Linked DNA regions of Mus musculus: region 1 is linked to region 2. A link is a loop called in an ENCODE intact Hi-C map of the cell type or tissue named here. Cell type or tissue: left cerebral cortex. All regions are shown on one strand. Each heading gives the region's core, and the rest is flanking DNA. Links, peaks and the distances in the headings are about the cores only.

Evidence for each region. Peaks named below come from ENCODE experiments on the same cell type or tissue, not always from the same donor. Only the 100,000 strongest peaks of a DNase experiment are listed, where the experiment ranks them.
Region 1: it touches region 2 in a loop (4-fold over the local background); 15 of 42 quality-filtered maps call a loop at or near these places.

What each region holds. Positions count from the first base shown.
Region 1 is chr5:139,770,608-139,780,786 of GRCm38, reverse strand. It overlaps Ints1 (integrator complex subunit 1), which reads left to right and starts at 5,109. Exons shown (of 47, transcript NM_026748.2): 1 at 5,109-5,455; 2 at 6,209-6,499; 3 at 7,993-8,189; 4 at 8,294-8,431; 5 at 8,611-8,770; 6 at 8,866-8,971; 7 at 9,058-9,250; 8 at 9,352-9,497; 9 at 9,596-9,737. The coding sequence starts at 5,317. In left cerebral cortex, for the core only: a CTCF peak has its summit at 5,002 (motif pointing right); a DNase peak (open chromatin) is centred at 5,022; H3K4me3 peaks cover 1,221 bases; H3K27ac peaks cover 585 bases.
Region 2 is chr5:139,823,426-139,833,604 of GRCm38, reverse strand. It overlaps Psmg3 (proteasome (prosome, macropain) assembly chaperone 3), which reads left to right and starts at 6,711. Exons shown (of 3, transcript NM_025604.4): 1 at 6,711-6,883; 2 at 7,241-7,477; 3 at 9,532-9,992. The coding sequence starts at 7,262. The coding sequence ends at 9,684. In left cerebral cortex, for the core only: a CTCF peak has its summit at 5,804 (motif pointing left); DNase peaks (open chromatin) are centred at 3,998 and 6,707; H3K4me3 peaks cover 1,881 bases; H3K27ac peaks cover 1,007 bases.

The DNA of each region.
Region 1 (10,179 bases), core at 1,331-9,330, 53 kb after region 2:
TCCCCTCTACCTTTCAAATCATGAAAAATTGGGAACATATTATCATTTAAAAAATACTTTGAAACAAAAGTGAGCCCTGAGGCCACAACAAACACTTTCCTGACTGCGACACATCTCTACTCCAGCCCTTGGCTTTTTGAGACAAGGTCTTGTGATGCAGTCCAGGCTGGCCCAGAACTCAAGATCTTCCTCCCTCAGATCCCTCAGAGATCATAGGCACGCACCAGCACTCCTGGCTCATAGGCCTCCTGAAGCTGTTGTTATTGACACTGCTGCAGCTGCAGCTTTGCAGCAGGGAATTTAAGTAGCCTACCTTGAACCCTCTGTTAAGAATATTCTTCCACAGAGGAAATCCTGGACATTTCTCTGGACTATGGATAGGCACCAGGCTGCTTTCTTGGGAGACACAGACATGTTGTTGGCTTGTCGCTCTAGGACCCAGGTGGTATGAGGTTTCTGAAACAGATTAGGCAGCTCTAAATTCAGTGGGCAGAGAGGCTGGGAAAGGAACAGCATGGCCAGGGCATCTGGGCACTATTCCAGATCTCAGCTCCCCTGAGTACCCATTTGACAGGTAAGTAAACTGAGGCCAGAGATAAAACTTACATAATAGTACTCAGCTGGTAGGTAAGTGTCGAGCCCCACCTCAAGACTGAGCATCCTGTGCCTAGTTGCTACCTTTGCATGAGCCCCTGAAAACTAGGCCCTCTCCTGGGTAGGTTAGTGGCACTGAACATAGCCATGAGGAGACACTAGAGGGGAGACAGTTCCAGGAAGCCTGCAGGTTATTCCAACTACCCTCAGATGTCACCTGCTGCCATTAACTAGCTGCCTGACTTTATTAATCAGAGTTCTCTGGAGGAACGGAATGGAAAGAATGAATCTATATATCTATGTCTATAGATATAAAGGGATTTATTAGAATGGCTTACAGGTTGTCTCAGTTAGGGTTTTACTGCTGTGAACAGACGCCATGACCAAGGTAACTCTAATAAGGACAACATTTAATTGGGGGTAGCTTGTGGATTCAGAGATTCAGTCCATTATCATCAAGGTGGAGCGTGGAGGCATCCAGGCAGGTATGGTGCAAGAGGAGCTGAGAGTTCATCTTGTCCCAAAGGCTGACTTCCTGGCAGCTAGGATGAGGGTCTTAAAGCCCATGCCCACAGTGACACACTTCCTCCAACAAGGCCACACTTCTTAACAGTGCCACTCCCTGGGTCAAACATATTCAACCACACAGATTGTGGTCCAGCTAGCCCCAAAATGGCTGCCTATCAATGGAAGGTCCAGGAATCCAGTAGTTGTTCAGTTAACGAGGCTGATGTCTCAGCTGTGACATGTGAATACGAATATTGCCAGGAATATGGAAAATGCCAGTGAAGGAACGGACTTGGTAGTGAGAGTGAGGACAGCAGCCAAGAAAGAACAAGCTTCCTTCTTCCATGTTCTTTACATAGACAGCCGGCAGAAGCTGTGGCCCAGACTAAAGGTGTCTCCTTCCAGCCGGGCAGTGATGGTGCACACCTTTTTTTTTTTTTTTAAAGATTTATCTATTTATTATATGTGATACACTGTAGCTGTCCTCAGACACCCCAGAAGAGGGAGTCAGACCTCGTTACGGATGGTTGTGAGCCACCATGTGGTCGCTGGGATCCGAACTCCCGACCTTCGGAAGAGCAGTCGGGTGCTCTTACACAATGAGCCATCTCACCAGCCCGATGGTGCACACCTTTAATCCCAGTGCTTGGGAGGCAGAGGCAGGCAGATTTCTGAGTTCAAGGCCAGCCTGGTCTACAGAGTGAGTTCCAGGACAGCCAGGGCTACACAGAGAAATCCTGTCTCAGAAAAACCAAACCAAACCAAACCAAACCAAACCAAACCAAAAGGTGTCTCCTTCTGTTTGAAAAGATCTGGATTAAACTGGGTGGTGGTGGCACACACTTTTAATCTCAGCACTCAGGCAGCAGAGGTAGGTGGATCTCTGTGAGTTTGAGGTCAGTGTTTGGTCTATAGAGCGAGTTTCAGGACAGCCAGGGCTAGAAAGAAAAACTGTCTCAAAAACCAAATCAAACCAACCAACCAACCAAACAAACAAACAGAAAAGATCTGAATTAAAAGTGGCTCTTCCCACTTTGAAAGATTTAATTAAGAAAAGAAAAATCCTTCGCTGGTGCGCCCAAGCCAGTTTTAGAAAATTCCAGATATAGTAGAGTTGATAACCAAGACTGTCCATTACCGAGACCCAGTGGCCTGGTGACAGTAACAAAATGATTGTTTCAAAGCAGTTGCAGTGGCACACTTGTGTTATGCCAGGCACTGGAAGTGGAGGCAGAAGGATTCTAAGTATGAAGCTATGGTGTGTGATCCTATCTCAAAGACAAATATAGAGGCAGGAGAGATGGCTCAGTGGTTAAGAGCACTGACTACTCTTCCAGAGGTCCCAAGTTCAATTCCCAGCAACCACGTGGTGGTTCACAACCATCTGTAATGAGATCTGATGCCCTCTTCTGGTGTGTCTGGAGAGAGCGGCAGTGTGCACACATACATAAAATTAAGAAAAATGAAAAAAAAATATATAGGGGCTAGAGAAATGGCTCAGTGCTTAAAAGCATGGGCACACACATTCACGGTAAAGTGGTGTGGGGCGGGCAGAGATCAATGTCAGGTGCCTTCCCTGCTTGCTCCTCCTCCTCCCCTGCCCTCCCCGCCCCCCAGACAAGGTTCTCTCTATGTAGCCCTGGCTGTCCTGGAACTCGCTATGTAGACCAGGCTGGCCTTGATCTTAGAGATCCTCCTGCTTCTGCCTCCCAGTGCTATAATTAAAGACCACACTCAGATCATCTACCTTTAAATTAAAAAAAAAATTTTTTTTAAACTGGGTGTGGTATCACACACCTTTAATCCCAGCACTCAGGAGGCAGAAGCAGGAGAATTGCTGAATTTAAGGCAAGCCTGGTCTACATAGTGAGTTCCAGGACAGCCAGGGCTACCTAGGGAAACCTGTCTCAAAAACAAACAAACAAACAAAAGAAATGCCTTCATTCCCGGTGGATGATGGTTACAGGTCACAGGGAAGGGGTGGGTTTGGTAAACTTGCAGAAGTGGAGACCAGAAGGGAGCTGGTTATATAAGTGCTTAGAGGATAGCAGTGGGCCTGATGGAGGAGGTTAGCTCCCCTTTCAATGGAATGGATGAAGTCCAGGCCCTCAGAGAGATGCTGGGCCAGGTAATCTGGCTTCCTAGCTTCCTTGCTCTTCCTCAGGTGTCCCCATGTCACATGTCCCTGAATGGATCTGCTCTTTATGTGCCAGAGCTTTCTAGGTGTTCCTGCCCTGCTAACGAGGACACCTGACAGGGCCTATCTTGGCATGCCATATGGCATGACCTGTGGTGAGGAGTTCCAGCAGGGATGCAGGGTGTGTGCGGCTGAGGACCGGGAGGCTTTGCAGGCACTGATGCTGGTACCACAGAGAGGGAGAGAGGGAGGCTTGCTGCAAGTGAGGTGGGCTAAGCTGAACTGGGAATGCTGCATCCATACAGGGAGCCACAGAGCCCCGGGGACACTGTCCACCACCAGGCACAGCAGTATGAGGCTCAGGCTGGCAGATGGGGACAGCTGCTTCCTGCCACTGGGGCAGTTAGACCACAGCAGCTGCAGGTCTGCTCAGTGTGGTTTGCCAGCATCCTACATAGGTTCTGGGGGACGCTGCCCAACCTTCCCCAAAGGGTCCTCAGCAGGGCTCAGGCTGAGCTGGGTTCCACTGTCACTGGGTTAGGATCTACTGGAGTAAACAGACTCCCCGCCATTTTGTTTGATTTTGCTTTTGTTTTGGGTCAGAGTCTGTCTATGTGGCTCCAGCTGTCCTGGAACTCACGGAGATTCACCTGCCTCTGCCTCCTGAGTGCTGGGATTAAAGGTGTGTGTGACCACACTGTGACAACTCATCCCTTTTTAAAATCTAAATTTTATCTATTGTTATTGTGGGTATGAGTGTGCATGATGTGAATGTACAGCCATGCACACCACAGCACACGTGTAAGTCAGAGGACAAATTTGTAGAGTTGGCTCAGCAAGCTCTTTCACCTACTGACCCATCCTGCTTACCCTGACATACTGTTATTGTAGCCCTGGCATCACAGTAAGAAAGACCCTGAACTGCAGGCACTGACAGGTATGGGAGGTGCGCTCCTGGGGCTGAAAACCAGCTCTCTGCCTGAAGCTCCCTTTGTGCCACAATGTTCAAACACATCCTTTATTCAGCCCACAAATGTTTACTATATAGCTCTGGGCTTGCTGGCACCAAGGAGGCTGGCCATCATGGGGACAATCCATTAAGGGCGCTTGAGGGTCTTGGGCTCCCAATCCTAATTCTATGACCTTGGAATGTCTATCTGTCTGTCTATATGTGTATAGATACACTCAGACATTCACACACATACATAAACACACATACATATATATGTATACACACATACATGTACACACACACAAACATGGTCTCGGGACCATGTCTGGAATTTTGTCTTTGTCCCAGCAGCTGGACAATCTATCTGGGACTTCCTTAGAGGAGACCTGCAGTACCTATCCTGATAGCTCCATGTAGAGGTCTCCATGGAGAGGGAGGTACCCAAATCAGGTGAATCCAGAGGCCATTGACAGAGGTACCCAAATCAGGTGAATCCAGAGGCCATTGACAGAGGCCTTCAACATTTTAGAGCATGTATCAATATGAAAGTAGGATTTTGACTTTTTTGTTGTTGTTGTTTTTTGAGAAAGGGTTTCTCTGTATAGCCCTGGCTGTCCTCGAACTCAGAAATCCGCCTGCCTCTGCTTCCCAAATGCTGGGATTAAAGGCGTGCGCCACCACCGACCGGCTGGATTTTGACTTCTTGAGCTAGGATCAGATTTAGCTCCAAAACCGTAAGAGGGAACAGTTTATGCCCAACAAGCCCAGCTTTCAGACAGGCATAGGTCCATCCAGCCTCCGGCCGCCAGAGGGCGGTGCAAACACTAGTAGGCTCTGCCTGCCTCTCTCCTCTCTTCCTCGCCTTCGGGTTTGTTTTACTTCCGGTTATGTGAGAAATCAGCGCTCGGAAGGCTCGCAGATCAGTTTGCACTTCCGGAGCGCCCGTGTCTCGGGTCTGCAGAGTGCTGCACCGGAGGTGAGGGGCCTTTGCACCCAGGTGAAGTCCGCTCCCTGCGGTGACATCCGTCTCCGCAGTCGGCCGCGTGTGTGCCGCACTTGGCCCCTTTCTGTGACCCCGGTAGGCGGCCCTGGGCACTCGGTCCAGTGGCCCCGGTGCGAGGGATGAATGACTGAGCGAGCGAGTGACTCCCGCCGCCTCCTCCCAGGTGAAGGCGCTTCCTCTAGGGGCGCCCGGGCCGCGGGGAGGATGAATCGAGCCAAGCCCACCACCGTACGGAGACCCAGCGCGGCCGCCAAGCCCTCAGGTGCGTCCCTGCGCGCGGCGACCTCGAGACGGTCAATGAATGGGTTCCATGAAGGCCGGCATGGCCACTGAAGGGGTTCCTACGGGACATAGTTAACTTGGGACTGTTGGGAGAGCGTGGGCATCCAACACAGCAGGACAACGGTCATCCAACCCAGGCTTCCTGCATACATTGCTGTCCTGAGGGGCTCCTAAAGGACAAGGGCATCCTTGTCCTGCTGAGCATCTGGCAAGGACAGGGTACCTGGACCAGAATCACAGTCTCTGAAGCCGGATAATCTAGACTGGGGTCCTAAAGTTTCTTCTTGCTAACTGTGTGACACTGGCACATTACTTAACTTCTGTCTATTTTGTTTTGTCTTGTTTTGTTTTGGTTTTTTCGAGACAGGGTTTCTCTGTGTAGCCCTGGCTGACCTGGAACTCACTCTGTAGACCAGGCTGGCCTTGAACTCAGAAATCCTCCTGCCTCTGCCTCCCAAGTGCTGGGATTAAAGGCATGTGCCACCAGTCCCCTGCCTAACTTCTGTGTCTTTATTTGTAAAACGAGGGTCATAACTTTTGAAGAAGCCCGGTGAGAATTAAGTAGACAGTGCTTATGAGTTACAGATGGCTTAGTTTCTAGTCAGCACTGGATCAGCGTCAGCCATCGCTTGCTCTGCCAGGGTGGTTGGACAACCTCAGGCTTTACTTTTGTCTCTTGGGGGCCCACTCTGAGATTGGGTATCACAGGTGTGGGTTTTCTGTTCCTCTGCAGGGCACCCTCCCCCTGGGGACTTTATTGCTCTGGGGTCCAAGGGTCAGGCCAGTGAATCAAAGACAACGTCCACCCTGCTGAAGCCAGCCCCTTCTGGGCTACCCTCAGAGCGCAAGAGAGATGCTTCAGCTTCTCTGTCTGGGACCTCTGCGCTGACCGGCCTCACTAAGCGCCCCAAACTGTCCTCCACTCCCCCACTGAGCGCCCTGGGACGTCTGGCTGAAGCCGCAGTTGCAGAGAAGCGAGCCATTTCTCCATCGATTAAGGAGCCATCTGTGGTGCCCATTGAAGGTAAGATCAGACTGCCAACTTCCCCAGAGAGATTCCTTCATCCTGTCCATCTGCCCAGTGCCCGTGGGAGCCACTTCCAGCCTGGTTCTGTTAGCGTAGTGGGGTCTTGGCTTCCTGTGGGCTCGCTGCCTGGCATTGTGAACAGATGCACCTCCCATTCCCACAGTGCTCCTGGTTCCTCGTTCCATCATTTATCTGGCCTGTGTACAGCCTGCCCCTGGTTGTGACAGCACTGTTCTGAACCGTGCTGGGACAGGTGCGCAGGCTGTGGTGGCATCTAAGTGGTTCTAGCCCGGTCCTCCAGTGGAAGGGGATTCTTTGCTCACTGTCTTTGCCTCCAGGACAGGGAGCATTTTGGTGCCATTTTCCAGGTAGAAAATAGGTCCCCCAAGTACCAAAGAGACCTCAGAGGAGAGACGAGTGTCCCTGAAGTTGTGCAGGGGTCTGACCTTCTCCTCCTTCTTGTCATTTATCCCATGACTTCTTTGACAGTGCCAGGATTGAGCCTAGGTCCAGATGCACACAAGGCAAGTGTTGTAACCACTGAACTCTACAGCCCAGAGCCCCTCAGTGACTCATAGCAGCTCCATGATGCCTTAGCATAGACCTGTCACCCGCTAGCTATGTGCCAGCCTCTGAGCACCTAACATTCCAGTAGCAGACGCCACTGTCTGCGTGTCTGCTCCGAGCCTTTCTAAGGGACTCCTTCCTGAGAGCCAAAAAGGACAAGCATCCTGTCCTCTAGCCTTTAATGAAGCTGTATCTCATGAAGCTACGTTGTCCCTTGGTACTGAGATGTCATTTGAAAGGCTCAGAGGGTGCCTGTTACCTCAGCTGCTTAGGAGACTGAGGCAGGCAGATGAAAAGTTCAAGGTGAGCCTTGGCCACTTCTTAACTTGACCCTGTATGACAGTAAAAAAGTAAATTGAGGGATATGGATATAATTCAGTGGTAGAGCCCCTGCCTAGAATCCCCCAGTGAGGGGCTGGGGTGTGGCTCAGTGGTAGAGCCCCTGCCTAGACTCCCCCAGTGAGGGGCTGGGGGCGTGGCTCAGTGGTAGAGCTCCTGCCTAGAATCCCTCAGTGAGGGGCTGGGGGCGTGGCTCAGTGGTAGAGCCCCTCCCTAGACTCCCCCAGTGAGGGGCTGGGGGCGTGGCTCAGTGGTAGAGCTCCTGCCTAGACTTCCCCAGTGAGGGGCTGGGGGTGTGGCTCAGTGGTAGAGCCCCTGCCTAGAATCCCCCAGTGAGGGGCTGGGGGCGTGGCTCAGTGGTTGACCGGCTGTCTAGATTCCCTCCTTGAGCACTTGCCAGCATTTCTGAAGCCATTTGTTGAGGAAAACGACACAGACTCTGGTGTATGGTTTCTGGGAGCTCAGAGCCTCCGTGTGCTGGTGAGGCCCATCTGTGTTGCCTCTAGTTGTCTGCTCTGAGCGTGGCCTCTGCTCTCATCCCTCTCTAACCCAGCCTCCCCCCACCCCACCCCCTGTGTGGTCAGTTCTGCCCACAGTGCTGCTGGACGAGATTGAAGCCGCTGAGCTGGAGGGCAATGACGACAGGATCGAGGGAGTGCTGTGCGGGGCAGTGAAGCAGCTGAAGGTGACGCGGGCCAAGCCTGACAGCACGCTCTACCTGAGCCTCATGTACCTGGCCAAGATCAAGCCCAACATCTTTGCCACAGAGGGTGTCATCGAGGTGAAACTGACCACCTCCCCTGTTCACTCCGCCCTCCCTAGACCTGCCGCTGTCTCTGTGGCATGGGCCGTATCGTGACAACTGTAACTTTCCTTTCCTTTCAGGCCCTGTGCAGCCTCTTGCGGAGGGACGCCTCTGTCAACTTCAAGGCCAAAGGGAACAGCCTCGTGTCTGTACTGGCCTGCAACCTTCTCATGGCCGCGTACGAGGAGGACGAGAACTGGCCTGAGATCTTCGTGAAGGTGAGTCCTCTCCAGGGTCTCAGAGCAGAGCGCAGAGGGAAGGTGGGTGCTGGAGAGGGACGCGAATGGAGGCTCCCAGTGAGCTGTCCTTCCTTTAAGGGCTTTGATGAAGGCCTCTTGCATGCCCACTCTGGGGACCCATCCAGCCTCAGGCAGGGTCCAAACCTGATTCACCGTAGGTATACATTGAAGACTCGCTGGGCGAGCGGATCTGGGTAGACAGCCCTCACTGCCGCACCTTCGTGGACAACATCCAGACAGCCTTCAACACCAAGATGCCCCCAAAGAGCGTCCTGCTGCAGGGGGAGGGGGCACGCAGTGGTGGTGAGCTTGGTGCAGGTAAGAGATGCCGAGGTGTCTGTGAGGTTGGGCCAAGGGCACCATCCTCCACTTCCCTGGGAGGAGGCACCCATTAGCTCCCGTGGTCCCTGCAGGCAGCAGCCCCCACCCCTCACTCACAGAGGAGGAGGACAGTCAGACGGAGCTGCTGATTGCCGAGGAGAAACTGAGTCCTGAGCAGGAGGGGCAGCTCATGCCAAGGTAGGTGGGCCGACAGCTTCAGTCTCAGAGGGCCAGAGGGAGGGCACGGGAGCTGGCATCCTTCCTGGCCTCCTTCCCCCCCTCTGGCCTAGGTACGATGAACTCACAGAGAGCGTGGAAGAATATGTCCTGGACATGCTGCGTGACCAGCTGAACCGGCGCCAGCCCATCGACAACGTGTCCAGGAACCTCCTGCGGCTGCTCACGGCCACCTGTGGCTACAAGGAGGTACGGTTGCTGGCTGTGCAGCGGCTGGAGATGTGGCTGCAGAACCCCAAGGTACGCTGTGTTGGTGAAAGAGTTTGTGTTGGGGGGGTTCTCCTTGGGGGTTCCGGGCGGTTGTGCTTGCGTGCTCAGTGGTCTTCCTGGCTTCCCCGCAGTTGACCAGGCCAGCGCAGGACCTGTTGATGTCTGTGTGCATGAACTGCAACTCCCATGGGTCAGAAGACATGGATGTCATCTCTCACCTGATCAAGATCCGCCTCAAGCCCAAGGTGCTCCTCAACCACTATATGCTCTGCATCAGGTACGCGGTCAGCCGGGGCGTCAGGCAGTGAGGCAGGCCGGTGGGCAGCCGGGGCAGCCTGTCCCGTCCCCCTCACCGGCTTGCCTCTTGGTGTCCAGGGAACTGCTGAACGCGCACAAGGACAACCTGGGTACCACTATCAAGTTTGTGATCTTCAATGAGCTCTCGAATGCTCGAAACCCCAACAACATGCAGATCCTGTACACAGTGCTGCAGCACAGCTCTGAGCTGGCACCCAAGGTGGGGTACTCAGTGAGGGACAGGCCCCTGGGCTTGCGTGAGCCTCACAGGGAGAAACTCGTGGCTCTGGGCGGGAAGGTCCATTGGCTTCTGGTTTCTGAACCATCCTTGTGAGCTAACACTGTGCAGCATGTCCGACTTCCCCAGCTCCAGCATGGTGTAGCCTCCTTAGTTGGGGTTTTTCTAAGCCAAGCTGGCATCTCCACAGCCCTCCAGCCCTGGCCTGGGGTCCTGGCTTGTGGATACCAGGTCTGGCATCTCTCCATACCCAAGAAACACTCCTGTCCTTAACAAGGAGCCGGGCTGTTACATTAGGCTCTGCGTTAGCTTCTGGCCACACCCAGCGGTTGCCCTCTCAGCTCCGTGTTTTAAGAGAGCTGGGTAGTTGCAGACCCAGGAGGTAGCCCAGGTGGGTGGGGTAGAGTGGGCCGAGGTATCTGGC
Region 2 (10,179 bases), core at 932-8,931:
TGTGGGGAAGACATCCATGTACCCCCATTTATCCATCCATCTATCCATCCATCCATCCATCCATCCATCCATCCACCCATCCATCCCACCCACCTATCCACCAACCCATTCATCCATCCATCCATCCACTCACCCACCCACCCACCCACCCATCCATGCACCAACCAACCCACCCACCTATCCATCCATCTGCCCTCAGCTGCAGAGTGGCTAGCAGGAAGAAGACTCCTAAAGCCTGACTCCTCCTGTGTTACCTCCCTCTAAGCCATCATCCCAGCAAATCTGAAGGATGGAGCTGTGTCTCTGAAGCTGCTTTAAGGCTTACCAAGCATGGAGTGGGAGCTACAGAGGCCGTACGTACGGTTCCCACACTGCCAGCCCTTGTCCTTCTTTGAATTATTTTTATTGAAAAAAAAATTTTGAAACAAGATGTTTAAGTCGGGATTCTCTAGAGGAACAGAACGGTTTGTCAGTTTTATGTTACAGGGAGACTTACCAGACTGGCTTATATAAAGTGGTCTGGGAAGTCTGGCAATGACTGGCTCACTCCGAAGAGGATGAGAACTTGATACCCGCCTTGTCCATGCCCAGGCTGGATGTCGCCGCAGTCTCAGTCAGTGCTGAAGGCAGAGGGGTTCTGCAGAGGTCTTTGGTCCATGCTGGAAGGCTAAAGAAGCTGGGTTCTGGTGGTGGTGGCCGCAAGATGACAACAAAGTAGATGTGCTTGCTAGTGTGGCATGAAGGTGAGCAGGCAAAAGAGCAAACGCTTTTCTTTCTCAGACTTCTTTTTGTCTGAACTGCCAACAGAAGGTACCACCCACTGGCAGAATGGGTCTTTCCACTTCAATTAAAAGGATCGAGGCAGTCCCTTACAGGTGTGCTCAATGGCTTACCTGTTGGCTGATTCCAGACCCACTCACATTAACAATCAAGAATGATCATTTCTTTAAAGAGTCTCAACTAAGTAGCCCAGCTACCTAGAACTCATGCTTCTCGTGTCTTGGCCTCCCAAGTTCTGAGAATACAGGCGTGCCCACTGGTCTGACTCACCATGCTTCTGCTTGCAAATATTCATGAATAGAGACATCAGAGAGCAAGCCACAGATGTACTCCTGGGTCTGTGTGTCCAGCAGCAGCAATGGCTCTGTTGACCCGGGAAGGGATGGAAACTCTACCAAGCACATCTTGGATGTATCAGGTCCCCCGAAACGAAGCCTTTTGGCAAATGGTGTGTCATTTAATCCCTGAAAGGAGGAAGTGCAGTCACGGGCCACGCTCTGAGAGAACTTCCTAGCTTTGGTGTTCAGTGAAGAAGACTGATAAGGAGCATTACACGTAGGAACCCTTTGTATGAACTGACTGGAAGAAGTTGAATCACCGACAGGAAGCTGATGGTGGGCTCCAGGGACCTCTAGAAGCACCCAGGCTGGCTAACCTAACCTACTTAGTGAAGTCCAGACCAACAATACACCCTATCTCAAAACAAAAGGCGAAGGGGGCCCAAAGAAGGACACCTGAAGTTGTTCCCTGAAGCCATTTGATTGAATATCCAACGATAAAATAAAAAATTTTTAAAAATAATAAAAAAAGTAAATAGGTACAAAATCAGCACACTCCTCTTTATACAGAGTTGGAAAATCCTACCGGAGGATCATGGTTGAACTACCATCCAGGTTGTTATAAAAAAAAAAATTGTGACCCTATAAACATGCAGATCAACTCTGCAATTATTGTTATTTCTGTAGGTTAATCCTGACTACATTCATAACTAAAATGTCTAGAGTATTAGACAAATACTCTATTATTACCAAAATAAGGCCCCGGGCTCTGCTGAAACTGGAATCCTGGGAGCTTGTGAGTCACAGGCTATGGGTTCTGGGGAAACAGCCAGGTTCACTGTGGAACCCAGTTCTGCCTCTCAATCAGCTTATTTTAATTATTTTTGCATTTTTAATTTTTTGTGTGTATGGGTGTTTTGCTTGTATACGGGTGTGTGCACACGCCTGCCTGGTGAACTCGGACACCAGAAGAGGACACTGGACCTCATGGGGCTGGAAATACTGAGGATTGTTAGTGACCCTGTAGGTGTTGCCATTCAAAGTCGGTTCCTCTGAAAGGGCAGCCAGTCCTCTTGCTGGTTCAGCCATCTCTCTAGCAACCTCATTTTCTTTTTGAGACACGATCTCACGCATCCCAGGCTAGCCTTGAACTCACTATGTGGCCCGATCCTCCTGCCTTGACCTCCCAGTCAAGCAAGACAGACAGACACTATCATGATCTGTTTAAGCAGTGCTGAGAATCAAACGGGGCGGGGAGGGGGGCTGTATGCACGCTAAGCAAGTGCTCGTCTATCAACTGAGCTTCGTCCCCAGCCTCTCACGTCGACTTTCAGTCAGTCAGGGTGTCATTCGACAGCCTCAAACTTGCCATCTTCCAAACCTCAACCTCCCAAGTGCTGGGTTACAGAAATGGTCTACCACACTTGACCTTTATAAAACTCTCCGCCCCCACTATTGACACTATTAATTCCACTGTTGTCTTACTTTGTTTTTCTGTTGCTGTCATAAAATACCCTGACAAAGTCAACTTAAGCTTACAGTTCCAGAGGGATAATGCCCACTGTGGTGGGTTGCAGGCAGGGTAGATGTGGAGGCAGAAGCAGGATGCGGACCTGTCACATTGTATCCACTACTCAAAAAGCTGAGCATAAAGAGGAAGTGGAGTCTGTCTATAAAGCCTCAAGGCCCGCCTTCTGTGACCCACTTCCTCTAGCCAAGCTCCACCTCCTTAAGGCTCCTTAAGCATCTACTGCAGACCAAGTTTTCAAACACATGAGCCCAAAGGGGATATGTGGGTCCTGGGACCCACACAAAAAACAATAGGAGTGGCAAGTGCAGGCAACCACTGAACCATCCCTCCGGCCCCAGCAACAGCCATTTTAAATATGATTACTTAAGCTTCTTTCTAGCCTGGCCTTGTGACACACACCTGTAATCCCAGCACTTTGGAAACAGAGGCAGGCAGATCTCTGTGAGTTCAAGGCTAGCCTGGTCTACGTAGTGAGTTCCCCAAGACAGCCAGGGAGACATAGTGAGATCCTGTCTTGAAATAAAAATACATAAAATAAAACAGGGAAGGAGATGTCTTTCTTTCTGGTGCAACAATCCCTCCAACACACGCTGGAGAACAGCCAGAGACGCTATCTTTTGCATTTTAATTTATCCGTGTGTCTGATGTGTGCCTGGGGAGGTTCTCATGCTGTGTCACATGCTGAAAGTCAGAGGACAACCTCAAGTTTTGATTCTCACTACCCCCCTCCCTCTTGTTTGAAGCAGAGACTCTTGTTTGCTGCTGCATCCGCCCCTCGGACTTTTACGGGTTTTCCCGTCTGCACCTTCCATTATTCCTGAGAAGCACCAGGATTCCAAACACACATTACCTCACCAGGCTTTTACATGGGTTCTGGGGATTTGAACTCAGGTCTTCAAGATTGCAGAGTAAGGGCTTTTCCCACTGAGCCCTAAATGTGTGAACTCTACCACTCACCAGGTTAAACCATGGGGAAGTCCTTTTCCTGAAACAAGGCAGCTCAGCCCAACACACCCTTTAAAAACAAAACAAAACAAAACAAAAAAACAAAAAAAAAAAAAAAAACTCCGTTTTCCTTCAGACTTCTTCTTTATCATCAATAGCTCAAGATCCAAACCAGTCCAAAGCGGAGACCCCTCAGAGCTACTTTATAATGTGACCAGAACGCTGTCCACTTTCTTCTCCAGCCTCCCTTCTGCAGAGGTGATCAGCATGTGTCCAGGGCTTCCGTGTGCTGGGGAGGCAGAGTTCCTGGACCTCTGCCACAGAGAGAGAAGGCATACCAAGGTGCATCAAAAGCTTTTCAAGATTTCTCCAGGCAAAGCAACACGCCAGCAATTTGCTTTTGCTGTGTGTGGGCGGACGGGTGTTTAAATTTAGAACCGACAAAAAGACTTTGCTGAGAAATCTATACGCTCCTTGCTTCTTGAGTATTAGTGGCACGAAACCCTAATCTTCCCTCTTCACGTGCCAACTGTGAGAACGCTCGGAAACTCGTTTCCTCCCGATCTCTGTCTACTCCCATCATGCTTTGTATGCATGTCTTTTCTTTTACACCACCAAGAAATCATTTTGGAAGAAGCGAGCTTCACACGACTCAATGGAGCTTGGATAAGGAGTCATTAACTCAAGGAAAGAGAGGATACATTTATTGAGGAAAAATGCTTGAGCTGTCTAAGGACTTTAGTGTGTAAGCAGAAGTGTGGCTTTTTTCAGAACCGTCAGCAGCAGGCACAGAAAGGCTTCTGGGATGGAGTTTCCAGGACTATCAACCTCTGGGGAAGGGGCTCCAGGCTGCAGTTTCTCCCAGTATCTTCCCAAGTCTTTCCCAGTCAGTGAAACTTCTCTCAGGGAGACATGGTGGGGTTTTCTAGTTTGGGTGCAAGACTCACCCTGCAGGACAGGGCTTCCTCCTACTTTCCCCTGAGCCTCAGTGAGGATCAGGGGTTCCAGGCATTAGCTGGGACCTGATAAGGGTCAGTGACCCAGGTTCCAGCATCCTTTGGGTCTCAACAAGAGTCAGGGAGCCGGGCCAGGCATCAAGTTGAATGTCCAGGAAGGTGAGGGTGGGGTCAAAGCATTTTATTTTCAAAGGGCACTCACGGTGTTTCTGTCTTAGGGAGCTGCAGAGATTAAATGATCTAGGCATACTACAAAGGAATGGGTAAGGAAAATATGTAGTGTATACACAGTGGGGATTCAGCCATGAAGAAGAATGAGATGGGTCTGGGGAGATGGCTCAGTCAGTTAAGATCTGGCCTTGCAAGCACACACACACACACACACACACACACACACACAGAGAGAGAGAGAGAGAGAGAGAGAGAGAGAGAGAGAGAGAGAGAACCAAAAACCCAAAACAAACAAAATAGAGGCCATATTGAAAATCCAGGAGGTCTGGTACAGCCTACAATCCCAGCACTAGGGAAAGGGAACAAACCTAGACCTGATCCCCAGCCTTGCCGACAGCCAGCCTATCCTAATTAGTAAGCTCTAGGCCCTGGCTCAAGAAACAAGGTATAACGGGCATGGTGGCAGCCACACCTTTCGCCCAAGCAGAGGCAAGTGAATCTCTGAGTTTGAGACCAGCCTGGTCTACGTAATGAGTTCCAGACCAACCGAGGCTACACAGTGTGATTCTGCCTAAAGAAAGGAAATAAGAGAGAGTGGGGAGAAGGAGAGAAAAGAACAAAAGAAAGAAGAAGGGTAGAAGGGGCCTGAGGAAACTGACCTCTGACCTTCATACATATGTATACACACACACACACACACACACACACACACAGGAACCCACACACAAAAGAGTGAGTTTATGTTATTCTTGAAAGTAGATGAAACCGAAGATAATCGTGTTAAGCAAATTATGCCAGTCTCAGAAAGACAGACACCATATGTTTTCTCTGACTGGTGGGGCCTAGATTTTACATAGTCACACTGAACCGTGTGTGTGTGTGTGTGTGTGTGTGTGTGTGTGTGTGTGTGTGTGGTGTACATTTAAGAAAACAAACAGGAAGGAGGGGAGAAAAGGGAAGATAGAGGGAAGGGGGATATGCTCAATTTACAGTCTATAATTTTAAGAAAAAAGTGCTTTGATTTAACAGGTCACCATTAAGAGCACCACTTGTTGCTCTTGCTGAGGACCAGGTTCAGTTCCCATCACCTACATGGCAGCACATAACTGTCTGTAACTCCAAATCTAGGAAACACAACACCCTCTTCTGGCCTCTGTGGGTACTGCATGCACATGACACCATATACAGGAAGGCAAAAATACTCATGCAAATAAATAAACAAACAAACAAATACTGTTTAATTCTTTTAAGTATTCTGCAAGATGAACAATAATTAGTGTAAATGAGACTTGCTCCTCGATACCCACAAGAAAAAAGGAAAAAAATGAAAGAAAGAGGGAAGGAGAAAAAAATGATGGTTGGGATTTGGCTCAGTTTGTGAATGCTTGCGTAGCATACATAAACTCCTGGATGTTATCCCCACACCAGCAAACCATGTGTGGGGTGTGTTCCTGTCATCCCTGCACTTGGAAGGAGAATCAGGAGTTCAATATTTTCCTTGATCAACCTAGGGTACTTGTGACCCTGTCTCAAAAAACAGAAGAGGAGGGGGAGGAGGAGAAGAGGAAAAGAAGGAGGAGGAGGAGGAGGAGGAGGAGGAGGAGGAGGAGGAGGAGGAGGAGGAGGAGGAGGAGGAGGAGGAAATAATCCTAGAACTCGGGAGGATATGTGAGTTTGAGGCCAGCCTGGTCGACATAGTGAGTTCCAGGACAACTAGGGCTACACGGAGATACCGTGACTAAAAGAGGCAAAACTGACAGACAAACAGACGAAACAAGTTACTGTATATTAAGTGTGCCTTAGCCAAAGCCAGGTACACACCAAGTGAAAACAAATATTAAAATATTAATAATATTAAAACAAATATTATTTTGTGTCCACAGCTAGGACACAAAGCTCCCTACACAGGTGGTCAAGCACCGCCACCGAGATCCTGGAGCTCGGAGAGGCACACTGTCCCTTTAACACGAAGCCTGGACGGCTCCTTTGCAGCACGGAACCTTAGGCCCTGGGACTGCCGTGGCCTACGGACCTTAGGCCCAACGGACAGGAACCGGAAGTTCTCGCCGGGACTTCTGCTAAACCATTGCTGGCTTAGTTGCTCCCTGAAACCGCTTTCTGGCGCTGCTGGTGGGGTGAGCGCTGGTTGCCGAGGGTTTCGGTCCCAACTGCTGTCAGTAGTGATCCAGCCATCCCCAGTCCTGCGCCGTCGGGGCTCCCCGGTGAGCTCGGCCGTTTTCCTCATCCCTGATAATCTGGAAGTGGGACAGCTAGTCGCGGGGATGGCGGTCATCGCAAGCAGTGCGGCGGGACAAAGACGCTCACAAAAGCCCGCACGAGCATGCGCGCACTCGCTTTTGGGTTGGGGCGTGGTATTGATAACAGGGTCTCCCCCATGTAGCTCAGGCTGGCCTCGAACTGGGACTTCTCCAGCCTCAGCGTCCCCTGTCCTGGGATGGCAGACATGTGCCACCACGTGCAGCTTGGAATGGGCCGCTTGTCATTTCTGCTGTCGAGCTCCAGGTTGTGTCCGATTCTGATTGCTCCATCCCTTGTTTTCTTTTCTTTTAAAACTAAAGCCTCCGCTGAAGAACGGGACCATGGAAGACAAACCACTGGTAGTATCTAAACAGAAGACAGAAGTGGTGTGCGGTGTGCCCACCCAGGTGGTCTGCACGGCCTTCAGCAGCCACATCCTAGTTGTGGTGACCCAGTTCGGGAAGATGGGTACGCTAGTGTCCTTGGAGCCCAGCAATGTGGCCAATGACATCAGCAAGCCAGTGCTCACCACGAGAGTCCTCCTCGGGCAGGACGAGGTAATGGGAGTTGAGAGCATCTTTTTTTCTGCTGTCATTTGTCCATAGGGATATGGGGTGCCTGATAGGCACAACTCCATACGTACCCAAACTATGCGCAGTGAGCATTTTCCAGGGCCATTCTGGACTGAGGGTGTCCTGGCTGGCTCGAGTGATGCTTTTCCCAGCGTGTTAGCATTTTACTCAACACTCGGGGAGGGATTGATTTTTATGACATAGCCATTTCCTCAGTTTGACCCTGTCCTGATGGCTCTATGTTTATGTCTGCTTCTTGAGTCTTGACAACAGTTCCCTTTGCAGGCCTGTCTGTCTTGATTAGGAGTAACCAGAGAGACGGTAGGCAGAGGTACCAAGGAAAAGTCTTAATACTGCCTCCTGGGCAGTTCCCTCTGTCTGCTTTATGCAGTCCACGTGGTGCTCTGAATCACTGTTGTCCTAGCTTAGGGGGTTTGGGGAAAGCGTGAGACGCTGGCCTAGGTCTCTTAAGGAAAGCATTAGGAGCAGACAGTGTTTGTCCCCAGTGTGACTATACACACCTGTAATCCTTTCAGGGGGAGGCTGCGGCAGAAAAATTGCTACAAGTTTGTGATCAGACTGAGCTGAGGCCAGCTAAGGGATAGACCTTATTCTCCCTGCATAAGCAAAAAAGAAGGAGAAGAAATAAAGCAAACTACTGGTTATGGTGACATGCTGGCTGCTGTAGTCCCAGCACTTGGGAGGTGGGATCAGGAGAATCAGGGTTCAGTTTCATTCCCATAAGGCTTGCTTGGGCTACATGACACCCTCTGTTAGAAAGGCAGGGAGCATTGAGTTGGCTCAGGGGCTAAAGGGTATGCAAGCCTGATAGTCTGAGTACAGTCTCACAATCCCACAGTGGACAGAGAAAGCTGACTGCTACAAGTTGTATTCTTTTATATGTGTGTGTATATGTGTATATATATCATAAATATAATATATATAATATTATATATGATATGTTTATTATATTCTATATAGATACATAAAGATATCTATATAAAATGTTATAATAGTCATTTATAATTTTAGTAGAGCCTAATTAGCCATGTGCTCATGTTTAATCTTGGCACTTGGGAGATGATTGTAGGCCTAATCTCCATGGCAAGTTCCAGATCAGACAGGGCTACGTAGTGAGCTCTCATCTCAACAGCAATTAATACAGCTGTACATAGTAAGCTCTTGTCTCAACAAAACCAAATGAATGAATGACTAAGTAGCTCTCAGCAATGGAGACTGAGGAAGTGGCTCAGTTCATACAGTGCTTGCAAGCACAGCCTGAGAGTCCTCAGAACTCACAAGAAAGCTGGGTGTGGGGCTCAGCGTGGTGCAGACCTTTCCTCCCAGCGCTGGGGGCTGACTCAGGCCGGTCTGTGCAAGTGTGCGGCCAGCTTCATCTACATACCAAGTTCTAGCAAGGGCTGCTTGGAGAGACCCTGTCCCCCAAAGGGAAAACGAAGAAACCCTGCGGCGAGGGCGGGGACAGGAGGATCCCGGGGCTTGCTGGTTAGGCAGGCAGTTGGGCCTAATTAGTGACTTACAGGTCAAGAAGAGATGCTGTCCCAGAGTAGACGGCTGGTGTTCAGGATGATTCCTGAGGTTGTCCCCAGGCCGCCTCAGACGTGCACATGCTCACACTCAAAAAAAAAAAAAAAGGACAAAGAAATGAAACTGGATATGATAGCACATGTCCAGAAATCCCAGCTCTCAGGAGGCTGAGGTAGGAGGATTGCCATGAGTTCAAGGCCAACCTGGGCTAAATGAGTTCCATGATACTACAAAAAATGACAACCTGTCTTTAAAAAAAAAAAAAAAAAACAAAACAGAGCCAGGCATGGTGGCGCACGCCTTTAATCCCAGCACTTGAGAGGCAGAGGCAGGTAGATTTCTGAGTTCGAGGCCAGCCCGCTCTACAAAGTGAGTTCCAGGACAGCCAGGGCTACACAGAGAAACCCTGTCTCAAAAAACCAAAATAAATAAATAAAAACAGATGAGGTTTCCTGCAGTCACAACCCTGTCTTCCTCTCCCTCCCTCCCAGCCTCTCATCCATGTCTTTGCAAAGAACCTGGTAGCATTTGTGTCGCAAGAAGCAGGAAACAGAGCCGTCCTGCTGGCCATGGCTGTGAAAGACAAGAGCATGGAGAGGCTCAAGGCATTGAAGGAAGTGATCCGGCTGTGCCAGGTGTGGTGACCTGCCGTTAGCAGTGCCAGACACAGACGTATGGACGCTCGGTGAGCGGGGCCTTTGAGACCCATCTTTCCAGCGCCAGGAGAGAGCTCATTCCAGGGCCTTTAGTCCTCAAAGCTGGAAACAGCACTCAAGTCTCAGGGACTCTCCCTGCGTGGCTACTGTGTTCTGCCTTGGGCACTGGAGCGGGGCTGGGCTGCAGCAGCTGCATCCACTGAGTGGAAATGAGCGGCCGGTTATGAGGACAAGTAATCCTGGGTGTGCAGGAGCACTTGTGGGAAGATTTTTTTATTAAAAATAAATCTAAAGTACTTGGCTGGCCTTCTCAGTGATCCTGAGACATCATGGGCATATGTTCTAGGTTCACTTCAGGACACCTGAGGTGGGAGGGAAACCTGTTCGGCAAAAGTACAGTACGTGGTTGCTGGGTGTGAGGTAGATCCTAGGTGTGCATTCAGCCAGCATTGGGTGCCGTCCCTCCCGTGCTGGGGGCATGGA